2 separate regions of the Homo sapiens genome follow, and region 1 is linked to region 2. The links are chromatin loops, found by intact Hi-C in ENCODE. Cell type or tissue: tibial artery. All regions are shown on one strand. Links, peaks and the distances in the headings refer to the core of each region. The heading gives the core; the rest is flanking DNA. Region 1 overlaps PRDM2 (PR/SET domain 2). Region 2 has its middle 260 kb from the start of PRDM2.

Region 1 (7,133 bases), core at 4,634-7,133, 140 kb before region 2:
CCCAGCTGGCTGTCTCCTCCCAGGTTGGGTCTCCTGGGGCACCAGCCAGCTAGAATGGGGTTGGCGGGGGTGGCCACTAGCTGCCTTGGTGGCCCGTCAGGAGCACAGTTGTATGAAGCATGGGTCCTCCGTTTCCTCCTTAACTCTTGCACAGGCGAGTAGACTGAGCTGACCGTGGGCCTTGGCTGCACAGCGCAGGGGAGGAATTCAAACAGGGGCAGCCCTGACCTTGACAGAGAGCCAGGCCCTTGGGGGAGGCTCACTCGTGACAACAGCAGGTCTCTTAGTCTTGTCTAAGGCTTTTCTCCAGCACCTTCTACATTTGCTTGTCTGTTGATGCATTTGCTTATTTTAATATTGATTGAGGGCTCCCTTGCCAACATTGACACTGTCAGCATTTGGGGCTGGTTAAACCTTTGTTGCGGGGGCCTGTCCTGGGCACTGTAGGAGGTTTGGCAGCACCCCTGGCCTTACCTTCCAGATGCCGGTAGCAGCACCCTTCCCTCAGGTATGAAAGCCAACGATGTCTCCACACATTACCAAGTGTGTACCCTGATTGAGAACCACTCATGTGAGCTCTACCATGTGCCAGCTTTGAGCTGGACTCCATTCCCGCCTCCTGTTCCCGCAGGCAGAGCTGGCTCTGCAAACACCTGGAGCAGGTAGGGTTCCGGGCGTGTTTGTCCCTCCTGCTTTCCTACCTGCCTGGCCTCCCACCTCCTCTGACCTGGGCCGCCTTGTCCAGAGGCCTCCCTCACTTTCCATTCTTCCATCTAGAGAGGTAGACAGGTGACAGGCTCTTTGTGCCTCAGTTTCCTCATCTGTAAATTAGGGATAATAACAGTATCCACCTGGGTAGGTTTTGTGAAGAGTTAGATTGTTTGTGTATGGAAAATACCTAGCACAGTTCTGGACATGCAGTGAGCCTGTATGTATCACTCTTACTCAGTGGATGTTTGTTTGTTTGTTTATTTATTTATTTGAGATGGAGTCTTGCTCTGTTGCCCAGGCTGGTGTACAATGGAACAATCTCGGCTCACTGCAACCTCTGCCTCCCGGGTTCAAGCGATTCTCCTGCCTCAGCCTCCTGAGTAGCTGTGATTACAGGCATCCACCACCACGCCTGGACAATTTTTTTTTTGTATTTTTAGTAGAGACAGGGTTTCACCATGTTCGCCAGGCTGGTCTTGAACTCCTGACCTCAGGTGATCCACCCGCCTCAGCCTCCCAAAGTGCTGGGATTACAGGCATGAGCCACCGCACCTGGCCGGATGTTTATTTTTATTGTGCCAAGCTGGGGATGCAACAATGAACAGGACAAAGATCCTGACCTTGGGATCTCAGAGCTCATGAGAAAGGCAGACACCTTATTCTGGGCTTTTAATTCAGGTGGGATGGGGACACCTAAGGGGCCTGTTGGAGGAACACCCCACCCAGGAGTTAAAGAAGGAAAGCTTCCTGGAGGAGGTAGCATCCCAGCTGGGCTATGAAAGAGAAGTACGAGTTAGCTGAGTGACGAAAGGAGAGGACTAATGGTGTGAGTTATCTATCTTTTAAATAAATTTTTTAAAAGCCCTTCTGAAAAAATCAAATCCCATTTACTGGGGGCGGTGGTTGGGGGTGCTTTTCTGTACAAATAGTACAAAACCATGCCCCCGAAATTCCTAGATTCACCTCTTTGGGAAGCCACGTCACCCCTGTGAGATACTCAGCATGGAAGTGCTTGGCACAGGATAGATGTGGAGTGTGGGGTTAAGGGCAATGGAGCTGCCTCCATTCCCCACAACCCAGCCCATGTGCAGGTGTGTTTGTACTTTGATAATAGTAACCTCCCCAGATGCTTTTTTCCTTATGGGTGTTGGGGCCTGGCAGGAGGGGAGAGCAGGGAGGCAGGTGGGGAAATGGAATCAGAGAAGGGCACAGCCGCTGTTCTGATGCAATCGGAGTCATTCTGGCTCACCTGCATGTCCACTGGGGGTCACCAGACGGCACTGCCCATCATGGTGTCTCAGAACCAGCCCAATGGACACTCCTCTTGCCCGTGCTTCTGCGATCGCCTCCGAGGGGAGAGAATTGGTGGATGGGACATGGAGAAGTGCACATTGGTGGTTAAAGCTCATGTCCTATTAGCTGATGCCAGGCACCTGGCCTCAAGGTGTCCAGGAAGTGCAATCCTATCCTGGCCTGGGAAGTGGTGACCAGCACTAAGGAAGCCCCCCCAGCAATGTCTAGGGCACCGGGCTGGGCTCCTGTGACAATGTGTGTTGTTCCTCTTCCTGCACAGCTACAGCCTCCGCTTGGCGTCCCGATGCTCTCCACCAGCGGCCCCGTACATCACCAGGCAGTATAGGAAGGTCAAAGCTCCAGCTGCAGCCCAGTTCCAGGGACCATTCTTCAAAGAGTAGACACTCTGGCTGCTCCCTGACAGGTACGAGGCAGGATGGAACAGCTTCTGGCACTGTTTGGGTGGGTCAAGGGGGTGTGGGCTTGGGTCTTGGGTGGGGAGGGAAGGAGAGAAAGCAGTGGGTGTGATTGCTTGTGTGTACCAGGCACGGTGCAGGGCCTCCCTCCAGGAGGGCACTTAGCTGAGTGCAGACTCCGGACCACTTGTTTCACATCCCAGCTCTGCCACTTGCTGGCTACGAACTTCAAGCAAGTTACTTAGTCTTTCTGAGCCTCAGTTTCCACATGTGTACAGTGGGCACTACAATAGGACCTACTTTATAGGGTGATTGTGACAATTACGAGTGTCAAATGTGCGAAGCACCTAGAAGAGTGTCTGTCACATAGTAAGCACTAGGTAAGTCATTATTGGAGTAATAATGATAAAAATAGTAATTATACTCAGTTCTTAATTGCCTCAGAGGCATTAAGCCCAGAAAAGATGACCGAGTTCCTATTCTCACAATGTTTTTGAAAGTCAAAATAATACAGGTGGAGTAACCCTAATCCAAAAATCCAAAATCTGAAATGCCCCAAAATCTGAACCTGAGTGAGGACATTCAAAGGAAATACACTCGAAGGAAATGCTCATTGGAGCGTTTCAGGTTTCAGATTTTTGGATTAGGGATGCTGACCCAGCAAGTATGTAGTGCAAATATTCCAAAATCCAAAAAAAATCCAAAATCAAAAAATTTCGGGTCTCAAGCATTTCAGACAAGGGATATGTAATCTGTCCTAATCCATAAAATATAAAACTCAGATTTATTTTGGACTAAAACAGCCTCTTCCTAGGTTTTCTGATGGTAAAAACCTGGAATTACTCTAAGATTTCTGTTGGATAAAAACATGGAAACCAGACTTTTCATTTTTGGAGTACCTGGATTCTGCTGGTGACCCACGAGCAGGCTTGGCCCTCCCTGTTGGTGACACCACACAACTGCATTCATTGTGTCCCCAAGGCCAGCATCTCAAAGTGATCAGAGGACCTCATACATCAGAAGATCTAGGATGCTTTTATAAATACAGACCTCAGAGTCCAGTTCCAAATGTACAAAATGGCCAAAAAGGCTCAAATCCCATTTACTGGACTATAGTACGAATAGGGCCAAACCCCATTAAAAAATCCCGAGTTCAGCCGGGCGCGGTCGCTCACACCTGTAATCCCAGCACTTTGGGAGGCCGAGGCAGGTGGATCACGAGATCAGGAGATCGAGACCATCCTGGCTAACACACTGAAGCCCTGTCTCTACTAAAAATACAAAAAAATTAGCCGGGCATGGTGGTGGGCGCCTGTAGTCGCAACTACTCAGGAGGCTGAGACAGGAGAATGGCGTGAATGCAGGAGGTGGAGCTTGCAGTGAGCAAATCCTGAGTTTACATCTCTGTGGGAAGTCACATCACCCCTATGAGATGCCCAGCATGGAAGTGGTTGGCACAGGACAGATGTTGAATACGGGGTTAATGGGAGGGAGGGGACTGGCCACCACCCCCCACAGCCCTGCTTGTATTGGTGGGTGGGTATTGATGGCACAGGCCCATCCTGGTGGGTGTGACCAGGGAACCTGCATTAGCAGATGGCCCCCTGGTTCTGGGACACGCGTAGGTTTGGGAATGTGTGCTTAACACGAGGCAGTGGTTAAAACACCAACCAGAGTCGTTTGGAATGAGAGTGTAGTTCAAGGCAAGAATGGGCTGAATTCTGAAACTCTGAGGTCTTTTGTATTATGCCAGGAAGAGAAGACCCTTTCTTCCTTCTGCCTGCCCTCCAACCCCAAGACCTCACTTCTCTCTTTCCTTTTTTTTTTTTTTTTTTGAGACAGAGTCTCGCTCTGTCGCCAGGCTGGAGTGCAGTGGCGCGATCTTGACTCACTGCATCCTCCACCTCCCAGGTTCAAGCGATTCCCCTGCCTCAGCCTCCTGAGTAGCTGGGACTACAGGCACCCGCCACTACTCCTGGCTAATTTTTTTTTTTTTTGTATTTTAGTAGAGACGGGGTTTCACCATGTTGGCCAGGATGGTCTTGATCTCCTGACCTCATGATCTGCCTGCCTCTGCCTCCCAAAGTGCTGGGATTACAGGCGTGAGCCACCGCTCCCGGCTGTTTACTTCTCTCTTTCTTAAGCAGTTGGAGTTTCTGGCTTGGCTTTATTCCTCTGGGGTTTGGGGAGGGGAGCAAAAATAAAATCCACTCTTGCCCAGAGAGTCTGTGGTCTGCTGCTGGAATTGAACCTGTCTCTCTGGGGCCGGCTGCTCCCTGAGAGGGGAACCTGGAGACTTGACCCTGAGCTGGAGTCTCATGGAACAATGTTGAAATGGACTGTAAGATAGTACAGAGCTGGGAGGCCCTGGGAGAGGTACCTCCCATTTTACAGATGGAAAAATTGAGGCCCCAAGAGAAGAGACATAGGACGTGGCTAGGGTCTTCTGGAAAGTGAGAGGCCATGCCAGGATGAACAATTCCGACTCTGGGAACCATTTGTGTCCAGCATCCTCCTTGCGGCCAAGGCTGCTACGTGAACCTTCTGTGTTGATGGGCACCCGGGACTTGCTTCCACCCCAGAGCAGGTGTTCTCTGCAGCCGGAGGGAGAGCCAGGTGCAGCTGGGCTGGCTTCCTAAACAGACTGGGCCATTTCTGTTGGCCACTGCAGGCTTGGCCATGACGAAGATGAAATGTATGTAGCATTTGCCAAGCCTTATGAATTTAGGCTCTGCCCCAGCACCAAGCACTGTCCTAGGTGATGGCCTTCTTTTTCCTTCTTTAAAAACATACAGTTTCCCAAGCGAAGCGATCAAATGAAGAGAGGCCTAACGTCATTTGCCTCTGCATCTTGTGATCTCTGTTTGCTCACCAACAACGAAGGCTCCAAACTCAGCAGTTTCGTGTAACTTGCTCCTTAAAATCTTCTGTAGCTTTTTTTCCATTTTTTAAATTGGTACTTACACCAAGCATGTGCTACTTATATTATTTTTAAAATAATTTTTTAAAAAAATCTCTTTATACTGTTTGCCTTAGTTAGCTCAGGCTGCTATCACAAAATACCACTGACTGTGTGGCTTAAATATTGAACAGAAATTTATTTCCTGATGGTTCTTGAGGCTGCAAGTACCAGATCAGGGTGCCACCATAGCCAGGTTCTGGTGAGGGCCCACTTCCTGGCTTGCAGACGGCCACCTCATTGCTGTGTCCTCACGTGGCGGGGGCCTGGGGGAGAGCAAGCTCTCTGGTGTCTCTTCTTAGAAGTCCACTCATCTCATCGTGAGCCCTGCTTCGTGATCTCATCTAAGCCTAATCACCTCCCAAAGGCCCCACCTCCAAATACCATCACAGGGAGGGGTTAGGGCTTCAGCATAAGGGTTTTAGGGAGACACAGTTCAGTCCATAGCACTGTTTAACATAGCTCCAGATTTATGAAAATGCCACAGCAAAGTATTTTAGTTCAGGAAGGTGTGTGCAGGTCAAAGCCCTCATTTTACAGAGACGGAAACTGACACGGAGGGGCGTGTGGCAGAACTGGCATCAACACTCTGGTCTTCTGATTCCCGGGACGGATCTTCGACTTCTAATTGGGCCGTGCCTCCTTGCAAAACTGTGTGTGCATGTGGGTTTTGTTCAGAAAAAAGGATGGCCTTCTCGAAGGACCCATGGCTTTGGCTGCTTAGCCTGCTCTTGCCCATTCCGGATTCAAGGCTTCGTCACCCGTCTCCCGGACAGTTTGAATGCAGCGAGAATGAACACAGAGGTGCTTGGTTTCTGGCAAGCCCTGCCTTTCACCAGCCTCTGTGGCACCCTCTTTACTGTGACTCACACAAAGCCCAGAGGTTTCTGTTCACTTTTAAGTGCAGAAAAGTGCTGTGCTGCCTAGTCTATAGGGAGGCTTCCTTTGCACATCCTGTCTTCACCCCGTGTCTTTCCTACCCCAGGGGTTCAGCGGGAGGCCCAGGGAAGGGACAGCCTCTCACCTGTTTGGCCACCATTGTGATCCTTCTCTCAGCTGTTGCTGCTCCTTTGGCTAAGACCAGCGGCCTCAGGGCCCTCTGTGGGCAGGATTTCTGACATGCGCTCCCTCCTGGGGTCCTGGGAGTGGGGGGTGTAGAGGTCGCCCATCCCGGCCCATCTCCCTTGTATGAGAGCTCCCCTCCACCTCAGGTCCAGCCCCCAGCTCCTGCTGCTGTGGCCTCCCCAGAGGGCTGCCCTCTCGGTGGGGGACTGGCAAGATGGCTCCTTTAATGGATCCCACGTGACCCAGGGGAGACCCACACTTGCTGGCCACGCCAGGCCAAGGGAATACAGCCACTCCATAGCCGGCCCCGCCTCTGCTTCCTTTTCTTCCCCCTGCCCTGGCTCATGGGCACGGGCACACAGGCCAGTCTGCTGCATAAGCAGGCGTCCTCTGGGAAGGGATGCCTCCTCTCTTGAAGACATCCCACTCCCCCGCAAACAGCCCTTTCCAGCCCCATCAGACATTTCAGGGAATTGAAATGAACATGCGTAGTGGTTAGGTGCACAGTGTCTGGAGCTATCCCTTCAGTGGCTACTTCACGCCTCTGTGTTTCAATTCACGCATCTGCGAAATGGGTTAATAATAATAATACCTCTCTCATGGGTTTGTTGAGAAGATTGCATAGGTTAGTGAATGAAAAACCCTTAGCAAAGTGCCTGGTATGCAATAAGCCTTCCATAAACAACTGG
Region 2 (12,604 bases), core at 5,154-7,653:
ATTATCAGTAAACTTTGTTTTTTTCCATTCGGCCCCATGCATTTGTTGGAAAATTCAGATGAATGAGTGGCTGAGCAATACACGAACAACAAAAACTGCAGTTTAAAAACGCACCACCCAGGAGGCGGAGGTCGCAGTGAGCCGAGATTGCGCCACTGCACTCCAGCCTGGGCAACAGAATGAGACTCTGTCTCAAAAACAGCAACAACAAAAATAAAACCAACCAACCAACCAAACAAACAAACAAAAAAACCAACAACACAAAACCGCATCATGTGTCTGCATTGGCATTGCTTCCAGCTGATGACATTCTGGGAGCTTTTTTGTTGAATTAAAACCACACTTGCTTTCCTGAAGAAGTCAGCAAAATCACTGACTGGTTCAAAAATAATTTTGTGCATGACAGGATAAGATGTGATGGGGTTGCTGTTTTGATCACCAGGATTGTTTCTGCCAAATCTGTGGTCTGTGTATGAGTGCATGCAGAATGGATTTTTATATACTCAAAACAACATAGAAGCATGGCAAAGAAGATGGGAAAATTTCATAGGGAATGCTTGTGTTCATGCATGTCAACTCATAGAAGAATTTCAAAAAAGCAGTGCCGTGCCATGTAGAAAATGAATGTGAACATATTCTCTGAGGACAGCCATGCCCTAAAAGAAAAGCAAGCATTCATCACCATGCAAGACTTCAGAAGTCGGCCAGCTCTTATGCACTACCTCCATGCAATTGCCCATAATTTATCCCTGTAATACATTCTTCCATATGTTGAGATTTCTTTTTAGTTTTCTTGAGGGGGTTGGACTTTTTTCTTTTTTTACTTTCTTTCCCACTATTTTAAATTGTCAGCATTAGTTTTTACGAATTGCTATGCTGTGTTTTTCATCTTCACCCTCTTTCCAATGCTAGAAGTATAAATTGTGTAAAGACTTTTAGAGAGCTCCAATTCGTCTTAGGCTTTTTTTGTTGCAAATTTGACTCCTCGAAAGTAACATTTTCACTTTGACTGTGTATAAGGCACTGTGTGTGTATGTAAAAATGTTGAAAGGTCCTCAGAAAATGAAGCTATGTCATTTTTGCATACCTGCACTTGTGAAAGGTAAAATTTCTTGACATATCAGCTCTTTGGGTGACTGTATATGGGTGGTGAATTGTGGTGGTTTTTGATTGATCTCATCAAAAGATTTAGGTTGTCTGTCGTGGTATTTCAGATGACCACAGTTATATAAGCTATTTCTTTATTAATATGGTCCGTCTGCTCATAACCGTTATACCCGTATGACTGTCATTAGTATACCTGAGTGTTAATGATTATAAAAATACATGTTTTTATTGCCTATTTTACTGTGTAAAGTGGCCTCAAGTTTTTATATGAATAAATCTCCTTTTAAAATATAAATAAATGTCCTTTAAATAATTTTAAAATTATTATTTTTTTAAAGTATATTTTTGGGATTTTGGTCTTTTGGGATTGTGATTTTTGGGATTTTAGACTTTAGGGATTTTGGTCTTTCAGGAATTCAACATTGGGGATGATGGCATTTGGGGTGGTGTCTTTTGGGATTATGGCCCAAACTCTTCACAAAGATGTTCTCCACCTCAGGAATCTGGGAAGGAGAGGACAACTGGACAAACCACAGGTGTGTGAGCCTTAAAGCCAGCTTGCTTTTCTTAAAAATTTTCTACCCTTTTGGGGCTCATTAAAAATTCTCTACTATTAGATCTTAATATAACTAACATTTTCTCTTAAAAGACAGTACATTCCTACTATGTGAACATGACCTTCCTAACTCCAACCTTTAGGGATAAATGAAAGAAGAGGCACTGAGGAAAGTCCTTGGGACTTCTTAGTACCCCTCCTCTGGGGTGGGCCATCTTCTCCAGAGGGTTACAGCCTGCGGCCCATGATTGTAGAGTCACGCCAGTCATTCTAAGAAACGTCCTTCTATTGGACTCATCACTGGTGTCTGCTCATCATGAGCGCCCATCATCCCAGCACCTCGTAGGACCTGTAGTGAGGATTCTGTAAAGGCTGCTGGATGAATGAGTGATGGGTGCATTAATTAATCCCAATTAGAACCGGAAACTCAGTTCCCATTTTTTATTAACTGAGATAATGTTGTTTTGTATTAATTTTCTCTAAATCATTATTACATTCCCTTGCTGGCATTCCCTCTTTGTCATTGTCACTAATGTGTACAGTCTTCAAGTTGAGTCTTCCTTACTTGGAATGTCAACCTGCAATAATTTTTAGGGATGTCTGTAGATGTTACTACATCATTTCTTTTCTTTTTTTTCTTTTTTTTTTTTTGATCATTTATAAAAATGTCAGCTTGGCCAGTTCCAGCCCCAAGTCTCTCGGTGGGCTTACTGTTTACATTTTTGCATCCAGAGACATGTCCCTTTGTCTCTATCTTTAATTCCTGCCTGTTCCTGACCAATGACAAAACTGTCCTCCAATTCCCTGCCAGCTCATGTTTCAAAAGGAACTTTTAGGAGAAATATTTCTTAGGAAGTATTCTGACATGCATACGATTATTCTTTTCTTTCTGGGCATCCCTCCAGGAATCTCGTGACTAAGTTTGTGTACTCCAAGCATGGCCCACCTAATGGTATGGTAATTGCTTTGGCTCTCGCAGGAAGTCTGCACTCATAATGTGATTGTGCATATGCTTGGAGCATGATATGCACCCACTATTTTGTTGTTGGGAAAAAATTATTACTTTCAGATTAAAAAACAAAAACCGTGGACTTGAAGGATGTATAGAGAAGATGTGGGAAGAGATTGAGGGAGCTGCTCACCTGTGTTTTGTTTTTTAGATAGATGAGTAAATAAAGACCCAAGGAAGGGAGGAATGTTTCCAAGGACATGAGAGTTGTTGGTTACTAAGTGAAGCTATGGCATCCCAGGTCAGGAGTCTAATTGTATGAATTGTATTAATTTTGTCTGTATGTTGGTGGGTAGCTGAGGGCATGATGAGGCTGGGGAGACCATTGTGAGTCTTCTTTATGAGATGATCTTGCATTTACTCTGAGCCTTGTAGGGAAGCTCCAGCAGTTGGGGTAGAAGAAGAAATCCTGCCTTGTGTTGGAGCCTTGTGACCTGCCAGGATCCCGGAGAAGGTTATGAATCAGGGAGTAAGAGACTCGGATCATTGCTACTTGGCCAATGACTAGCCTGACCTAGGAGTCAGGTGGCCTCCCCAGACTTCTGTCCCCTCACTCGTAATGTGTGGAAATGCAAAATAAAATGATATATGCAGACTCTAAGGCCAGTGCCCCTGGATATGGGCAGTGAGAGAGACAATCCAGATCCCTGCTCTTCTGGGACAGGGAGACAGGAAACAGCTAAGCAAGCTAAACTAAGATAATTTGACAGTAATGAGTGCCCTTCAGACAGTAAAAGGTTAATCAGACATGGAGTGACTTGGGGATGGGTTTGGGTTGGGTACCCCTGTGTTTTAGTCCATTTAGTGTTGCTATAAGGGAATATGTGAGGCTGGGTAATTTGCATAGAAAAAAATTATTTGACTCCCAAATTCTGATGGTTAGAAAGTTCAGGATTGGGCATCTGCATCTGGTGAGGGCCTCAGGCTGCTTCTACTCATGGCAGAAGGCAAAGGGAAGCCAGGTGTGCAGAGATCGCCGGGTGAGAGAGAAAGCAAGGTGGGGATGGGTGAGATGTGAGGCACTTTTTAAGAATAAACTCTCACTGGAACCAGTGAGTGAGACAGTGAGAACTCACGCTCTGGGGGATGGCGTTAATCTATTCATGAAAGATCCACTCCATGACCCAAACACCTCTCATTAGGCCCCATCTCAAATTTGGAGACCAAATTTCAGTATGAGACTTGGAAGGGACAAACATCCAAACCACAGCACTTTGTTTCTAATAGGACAGGGGTGGCTACTACCAGTAGAAGTATGATGATGACATCCAGGGAACAGGAAACGGAACAGGGACGTTCAGTGCTGGACATTCAAGGATGGGAATGTGATAGTAATTCAGGTTATTGAATAGGCATGTGCATGAATATTCACCTCATTCGTTCATTCATATATTTATTAAGCATTTACCATGTGCTGGGCATTGCTCAGGCATTAGGTACACAACAGGGAACACCAAAACCATGATGTGTGTGCACCCAGAGCTTATAGTGGAATGGGGAAGACAGAAGTTATTGTAATTATGCACACGTAGATATTCAATTGCTAATTTTTAAAAAATTTAGCCTTATACTTTTCCTTAATTCCACTTCACTAAAAATTAAAAATTGGCTGGGTGCGGTGGCTCACGCCTGTAATCCCAGCACTTTGGGAGGCCGAGGCGGGCGGATCACGAGGTCAGAGGATAGAGACCATCCTGGCTAACACGGTGAAACCCCGTCTCTACTAAAAATACAAAAAAAAAATTAGCCGGGCATAGTGGCGGGCACCTGTAGTCCCAGCTATTCGGGAGGCTGAGGCAGGAGAATGGCATGAACCCGGGAGGCAGAGCTTGCCATGAGCCGAGATTGCGCCACTGCACTCCAGCCTGGGCGACAGAGCCAGACTCCATCTCAAAAAAAAAAAAAAAATTAAAAATTAACATATTGGGAGAGAAACTAATTTGAAGGGCAGATCAGGGAAGGCTTCTCTGGGGTCATATTTAAGCAGAGACTAGGGGGTTAGGTAGGAATCATCCAGCCTGGGAGAACTGGTGGTGACGAGGCCCTGTGGGCAGATAGATACATCTATGGGAGGCAGACCTGGAAGAGCCAAAGGGCATGGTAGATTTCAGAACAGAGAGGAGACCAATGTGGCTGGAGCCAAGGCGGGAGTGGAAGTGAATTGGAGGCAGAGATGAGAAATGCAGGAGCTAGGCTGCTCAGGTCCTTGGTAAGAATTATAGGCTCTACTAGATTGGTGAGGTCTGACCGCAGCTAAGAAAAGCCAGGTGTGAACATCCATCCCACCCATCCTGGTTAGCATCTGCCCTGTTGATCATGCCTGTGGTCTAGGCCCACCCACAGTCTTGCTTTCCATTTTCACTCCCACCATCATGAATCTCAACCCCTGATTCCACCATGTCCAGGTGATTGCAGGTGTCTCCCAAGTGATCCCTCTAGAAGCCCCTGGGAGGTGATCAGGAATTAGTGCCCTTACAGAAGAGACCCCAGAGAGCTAGCTAGCGCTTTCTACCAGGTGAGGATGTAGCCGAGAAACACTTCTGTGAGTCAGAAGATGGTCCTCACCAAAACCAAATCTGCCACCACCTTGATCTTAGACTTCCCAGCCTCCAGAGCTGTTGTTTATAAGCCACCCAGTGTACAGAATCTCTATTGCAGTAGCTCACAGGAACTCAGACAAGGACCATACCCGACCTCACCTTGAGATGCTCTGGGATGGACTGTAAGTTGGCAGGGAGGAATTAGCAGCCAGGATCCACATCTAATTCTCTTTATCCTCAGTCCCCAGCACACTTAGAAATGCTTCAATAGAGTAAGGTCACATTGAATGTGAATGTCAGAATTGATTGGCAGTCCATCCCTCTGATCCTATTGGAACATGGCCCTGCCCTCTCGCACCCTCAGGGCCTTTGCACTTGTTCCCTTTGCATGGGATCATTTCCCCATCCTTCTCACCACATGAGCGCCTATGCATCCTTCAGTTCTCATTATAGATCACAGATGCTTCTTTCAGGAAACCTCACCTGACCAGGTGAGATGTCCACATCATACCCTCAATTTATTTACCTCCACCCTGGGAAATTACCAAATTAAGGCAGCCTTTCTCATTAGATTGTGAGCTCCTTGTGCACAGGGCCTGGGTCTGATTCACTCTCTTTAGATTTGCTGCCCAACACCCTCCGTGGCTTATAAATAGCACCTAATAAATGGCCATTCATTGTCGAAGGACTATAATGCAGTGGGCACTGCATTTGGAGCTGGGGAAGGAGGCAATGATGAATAGAAACGGATACAGACTATTCCTTCTATTTTCATGTGTATTTGAAGTTTTTCATAATAAAAAGTCCAAAAAACATGTAAACCCCACCCCCGCCTTCACAAAGGGTACAGTCTAATGGGGAAAAAGCCATTAATAAAATAATCACAGAATTTATCATTAAAAATCATGTTTAGCCATATGGAGGAAAAGCAATAATAAATAATTCACTTCTACAATTCTTGAGTATATGCCAAGCATTGTTTTAAAAGTTCTGTGTGCATTACTCATTTAGTCCTCACAAAATCCCTACAAGGACGGCACTATCATTATCCCATTTTGTAGAAGGGGAAACTGAGGCAGAGAGCTTCGCCCAACATCACACAGGCAGGCAGAACTGGGATTCTAACCCGGACAGCCCAACTTTAGAGCCGATCGTTTGATTGTATCTATGGCTTTTATAAGGACATACCTTAAGTCATGTACGTTCTAGTAATGCCAGCACTAGTCCCAGAGTTGTCCTTGGAAGGTGCCGTTTTCCCACTTGCCGGGCCACAGAGATGAAGGTGAAATCAGAACCACAAACTCACACCTAACCAGGGCCATCTTGGAACGCTACGTGCAGCCACAGTGACCTCTGGTGGTCAAAGCATGAATGGCATGAATGCATCACATTGACGCCGGGAGACCAAACCTCAGGATGATTTCCCAAATCGGCTTGTATTTGCTAAGGCCTCATTCGGGTCCTACTTGGGCTAGTGTCTCCCAGGACACGAGGAAGGATAAGTTTCCAAAGGCGGACTGTCAGGGCTTGGTCAGTGGCTGGGGGCTACTGGGAGTCTGTGCTCCTGTGTTCTGTCCAGGCCTTCGGAAAACCCTGGCCTCAGCTCCATCCAGCTCCCCTCTCCTGGGGCTTCAGGACCTGGGGCTTCAGGACAGGGGGCTGTGTGGCTCTGTCATCCAGGTTCAGTTGGTAACATCTTTTGCAGGCACTGTGTCCCTGGCTGAGAAGGGGACAGTTACTCATTCATTCATTTGATCAAATATTTATTGAGCATCTACTGTATGCCAGGCACATTCTAGGTGCTGAGAAGAAAGCAAAGAATAAAAGAGACAACGTTCCTGCATTCCTTCTCCCCTACATTAGGGGCTGAGCCCCTTTTTCCCACCTCCCTTTTCCCTCTCCTGCCCCCACCCTCTTCTTCCAACTTATAATGTAGTGTAATGATTTCATTCCTGGGGTTCGCGTGTGTGTGGAGTCTCTGTGTGTTGAACAAAAGGAACTTGACTTCTACTGCACTCAAAGAATAAACCATAAACTGCACTCAAAGAATAAACCATAAACCAGAACAGACAGACAGACACACGTATACACACACACATGCACATGTACAAATTCCTGACCTCATGATGTTTGCATTCTAGTGAGGAGAGACAGACCATAAACAGGTGATCATAAATGTCACAGAGAAAAGTAAAGCCACAGCAAGAGGGTCAGGAGTGGAGTGGTGGATGGGAGTCATTTTGTTTGGGCTGGGCTGGGATGCCTTGATGATATTTAATGAAGGCCCAAGGTGCCTTGTAGGGGTGCAATTGGTTTGTTCCCTTTCTCTCTGTCTCTTTCTCCACTGCAATTATCCAGAAGTTAATACATACAGTGGTACAAGTAGATGTTTTCATGTTTGAGAGTCAAAGATTCTAGAGGCAGTCACTCAGGGTGACATTGAAGTAACAATTTTCTACTACTTTGTTATAGTAGCCCACAGGGACTCAGACAAGGACCATACCTGACCTCACCTTGAGATTCTCTGGGATGGACTGAAAGTTGGGAGGGAGGAATTAGCAGCCAGGATCCACGTCTAATTCTCTTTATCCTCTGTCCCCAGCACACTTGGAAATGCTTCAATACAGTAAGGTCATATTGAATGTGAATGTCAGAATTGATTGGCAGTCCATCCCTCTGATCCTATTTGAACGTGGCCCTGCCCTCTTGCACCCTCAGGGCCTTTGCACCTGTTCCCTTTGCCTGGGATCATTTCCTCTATCCTTCTCACCGCGTGAGCTCCTATGCATCCTTCTCACCTCAGCATAGATCCTAGGTGCTTCTTGCTGGCTGGAGCGTTGGCCATGCAGGAACGAACATTTGTCCTCTTTTTCCTGTTGTGCTTCACACTTGGAGAAGTGGATGCAGGGAGGTGAGCTGTGTGGATATCTGGGAAGAACATTCTGAGCTGTGGGAACAGCCTGTGCCGGGGCTCTGGGCTGGGTACTTGAGGGACAGTGAGGAGGCAGATGTGGCTACAGGTGCAGTAGGGGGGTCGGGGCGGAGCAGGAGGTGAGGCCAGAGAGTTGGGGGAGGTGACTCTCACAAGGGGCCTTAACAATACCTTGTCCCTATCTCTGGTGGGGCTGATTTTGGCCTTGAGGATGAAGGCAACACCTTCTCAGAATGCTGAGCAACTTTGTCCACACAGTGGAGGGGTGGAGGAGGTGAGCTCCTGACTCAGGTGCCCTGACACCATGTGGGGCTCTCTGGGGCCAGGCATCCTCAGAGGCTCTCACTTGCATCATTTCTTGTTTACTTTCCCAACAACCCCGGGTGATAGGCCTTATGCTACCCATTTTCTTTTTTCTTTTTGAGATGGAGTCTTGCTCTGTCACCCAGGCTGGAGTGCAGTGGCGTGATCTTGGCTCACTGCAACCTCCACCTGCCAGGTTCAAGCGATTCTCCTGCCTCAGCCTCCCATGTAGCCAGGATTACAGGAGTGCACCACCACGCCTGGCTAAGTTTTGTATTTTTAGTAGAGTGAGTGTTTCACGGTGTTGGCCAGGCTGGTCTTGAACTCCTGACCTCAGGTGATCTACCTGCCTTGGCCTCCCAAAGTGCTGGGATTACAGGCATGAGCCACTGCACCTGGCCTATCCTACCCATGCTCTAGATGAGAAAACTGAGGTGTAGAGAAGTAGAGAAGAGAGTTTTAGGTGGTCAGGACAGCTTGCTCGAAGCCATGGTGAATGGAGGATTTGGGGGTGTTCTGGTGACGGAGAAGTCTTGGAGAAGCTAAAGAGACAAATTGGGGCCAGTTTGTAGGGACTTGTGTATCATTATAGGAAGCTGGAACTTTATCTTGGTGTCAACAAGATAATAAAGGGATATGATAGGAAGGGATATTATACTACCTGTGTTTAAAAAATCTCTCTAATGTCTGTGGTGATGGGGAGTGGGGAAAGAGGGGCTGGAGAGTCAAGGAGATGGGAGATTTTGTGGACCATCTAAAATAGGCTGAGGGCTACTTTCAAGAGAGAAACTACCTGATTTAGAAACATCAGAAGGTGGAAGTGAGCAAGGGAGGCAGGTTAAGGGAAAGTATGAATTTTTTATTTTCTATTTTTCCTTTATTTTCTAGAACATTCAGCTCCATTTGGGGACGGTAGTGGGCACTGCAGAAGTGCTTGTTGGATCCAAATCCTCTAGCTACGTTGCTGGCTGTGTCCTTATTTAGTTCCTCACATGGATAGTGATTCCAAATGGACCACATCCTCTTCAGACCTAAGAAGACAGCATCTTCTATACACTGGGCATTTTGTGTTAGAAGATATTGCTTTAATTATTGTTCCTCTGGCTCCTTTATGAATGAGTCTATCATCCAGGCAATTATAGAATTTTCTAAGTAAGTAACAGCCACTTCTTATCTCCCTTAAAATTCTATTCATGCATCAAAGCCTAGCTCAGCCATCATCTCCTCCATGAAAAAACAAAAAAACAAAAAACCTTCATCTCCTTCTGTGTTCTTTAAAGGGTTAAATGTTTCTGCTGTGGTCTGTGTGTGTGTGTGTGTGTGTGTGTGTGTGTGTGTGTGTGTGTGTAGGGGTAGTGGATGACAGGGCAGTATACTGGATGTCATAATAGGCTTTGGAGTTAGATATCATACCTGTGTTTTAATCCTACTTCTGCCAATTGCCAGCTGTGCTATCTGGTTACTTAACCTCTCTGAGTCTTAGCTGTGTCATCAGTAAAACGGGATAAGAGTATCTACCTCCTAATGCTGTTGTGAGAGTTAAATAGGCTGATTGATCACAGAGCTTGGCACAATGTCTCCCATTTGCAAGTGCTCAAATAGTGGTGGTAGGGGTTGTTAACACTCTTCATCCATTTTTTAAAATTGTCTTGAAAATTATTTACTGAGTATCTACTATATGCCATATACAATCCTAGGCATATTCTATGTGCATCAGTGAATAAAACATATGTCTTCCCTGGAGGAGATACTATAGTTCTATATAGTCTAGATGGGGGAGATAGAAATAAACAATGGTGTTTAACAACGAGTAAGTGTATTTTATAGTGTATTAGAAGGTAATAAGTGCTGTGGACAAAAAAGAAGAAAGCAGTAGAAGTTGGTTGACAGTACTCAGGCAGGTAAATCAGTCAGCTACTGCTGCGTAACAAATAGTCACACAACCTGATGGCTTAAAACAACAACTGCTTATGTAGCCCCTAGTTCTGTAGTTCTGTGAGTCCGCAATAGGCTGGGTTCAGCTGGGCAGTTCTGGTCGTGGCTCACCTGGACTGTGCTCATTCATGTGTCTGTGGTTACCGGTTGGTCTAGGATGGCCTCAGGACAACTCTGTTCTTTAAACGTAGTCTCTCATGCTCCAGCAGGCCACCCCAGGCTTGCTTTCGTGGTAGAAGCAGGGTTCTGAGAGAGGCAAGTATCCCAGCCTTCTTGAGGCCTCTACTGGGTGGCATGACATCCCTTTTGCCGCATTCTGTCAGCCAAAGCAAGTCAAAGCCAGCCAGCTCTTGAAGGAAGGAGGTAAAAAGTTTACATCACAAAAGGTGTGGCTATGGGATGGAAAGTGAGGGGTGATAATTGTGGTCACTCTTGCAGTCAATCTACCACAGTGAGAAGGGTGCAGGTCGCAGCATTAAACAGGCTGGCAGGGAAAGCTCTCCCTGAGAAACTGACAGTTGGACAAAGACTCGAAGCAGATGAGGGAGCTGGTGAGGCAAGTGGTGTAGATAAGAGGGTGCCAGGTGGAGGGCATGGCTAGAGCAAAGGCCCTGGGGCAGGGACGCACCTGGGGCATTCCAGACACAGCAGGAGAGTGAGGCTGGAGGGCAGAGTGAGAGCAGCAGGGGAGGACAGAGAGGCCACCTGATGAGTGCAGGTCAAGGCAGGGACTCTGCCTTCCACCCTGAGTGACATGGAGGGGTGGGCGCTAGAGAGGTTTGGGCAGGAGGTCAGGATCTAACTTGCAGTTTTAAAAGATGATTTCAAGTTCTGTGTTGAGACTAGATAGTAGGGGGCAAGGGTCCAAGCAGGGGGACCTGATGGGAGGCTCCTGGGGAGGAGATGGTGACTCACGCCCTGGGAAATTCACAGCACCTGCCCCTAGACGCTGTGGGACGTCACATTCTAGGGCTGTTTTGAGGCTTGAATAAGATGCTGATGCCAAGTGTATAGCTCGGTGCTCAGGATATGACAGATGTTCAACAATGGAAAGTGGGTGGTGGTGTTTTGTTAAGGTGGGTGCTTTTAATAATTATTACATCAGAAGGAATCACTTCCTGATATTTTGGACCTGTTATTTGGTAAGTGTGGCACTTACCACCTTGCAACTTGAGTATTTATTCGCATTGCTATTTCCCAGCAAGACTGGGAGCTTCCTGAAGTCAGGGAATACATCTGCAGCCCGATAGTCCCAACTCTCAGCATCATGCCCAATGCACAGGTGAATGGAATGAATTCACTCCGCAGCGACTTCTGCTGTGAAGTCAAGGAGGGCTGGAGCTGCGTCTTAATTATCTCTATTTCCACGGGGCAAAGTCTAGTGTCTTCTCATAACCGGTGGGTCTATCTGATTGAATTACATTGTTTCCATGTCATCACCTGAATGTAAAATGTTTTCCTCTGAATTAGGAAGCTCTCATGAGCCCTCCAGAGTTCATGATTCCAGCTGGTTTCCTGCCAAGCTGAACGTCCTCCTGCAAGAAGGGCTGGGTCCTCCCTGATTTACATGGTTATTGGAGATGGAGCCCAGGAGGGGGAGGCAGAGGACAGCAAAAAGCAGGGAGAGGGAGCAGCACAGTCCAGGCGGCTCTCCAAGTCCTTCTTTCTCATCAGACCCGTAACACCGAGGTGGGCCTGAGCTCTCCTAAGCCTTTGCTGCTCCTTCCCTTCCTCAAGCCCTACCTATTTCTCTCCCCTTCCTCTGCTTTCTCTCCCTGCCTCCTCTTCCTTCCCTCCCTCCTACTCCTTCCCTCCCTCCTACTCCCTCAACACACCTGAGTGAGAGGCTGCTCAGGGACCAGGTAGGAAAATGGCAACAGCAATAGCGATAGGAGGCAACGAAGACCACCTTTCAGGGACAATGGGAGGGCAAGTGGGGGCGCCTTTTGGACCCCAGAGCTCTTTGCTTGAACTTCTTCTCAGCCCTGGCTCTGACCTGTCTTTACAGTGGCGGCAGCAGGTCCTCACAGTGCTTTCTGGGGGTGGGGTCCTGCAGTCTTGATGTGTGAAGCAGATCTCACTATCCTTGGAAGGACTCCATGGGATGGACAGGGTCACTGACAAGGAAGCCCTGGCTTAGAGTGGTGACCTGACATCTCTGGGGCCACACGGCTGGTGAGTGGTGACGCCAGGATCTGAACTCAGGAGGACCCAGGGTAGTC

Evidence for each region. A loop is a pair of places that touch in the nucleus more often than their neighbours do. Peaks named below come from ENCODE experiments on the same cell type or tissue, not always from the same donor. Only the 100,000 strongest peaks of a DNase experiment are listed, where the experiment ranks them.
Region 1: it touches region 2 in a loop (2.1-fold over the local background); 49 of 110 quality-filtered maps call a loop at or near these places.

Annotation. Positions count from the first base shown.
Region 1 is chr1:13,814,143-13,821,275 of GRCh38, forward strand. PRDM2 (PR/SET domain 2) reads left to right here. Exons shown (of 10, transcript NM_001393986.1): 9 at 2,285-2,428. The coding sequence ends at 2,405. Among named protein-coding and RNA genes, the nearest start is that of PRDM2, 120 kb to the left of the region's middle. In tibial artery, for the core only: no CTCF peak of the experiment used is centred there; a DNase peak (open chromatin) is centred at 5,627.
Region 2 is chr1:13,954,010-13,966,613 of GRCh38, forward strand. It overlaps a transcript of KAZN not described here. Among named protein-coding and RNA genes, the nearest start is that of PRDM2, 260 kb to the left of the region's middle. In tibial artery, for the core only: a CTCF peak has its summit at 6,566 (motif pointing left); no DNase peak of the experiment used is centred there.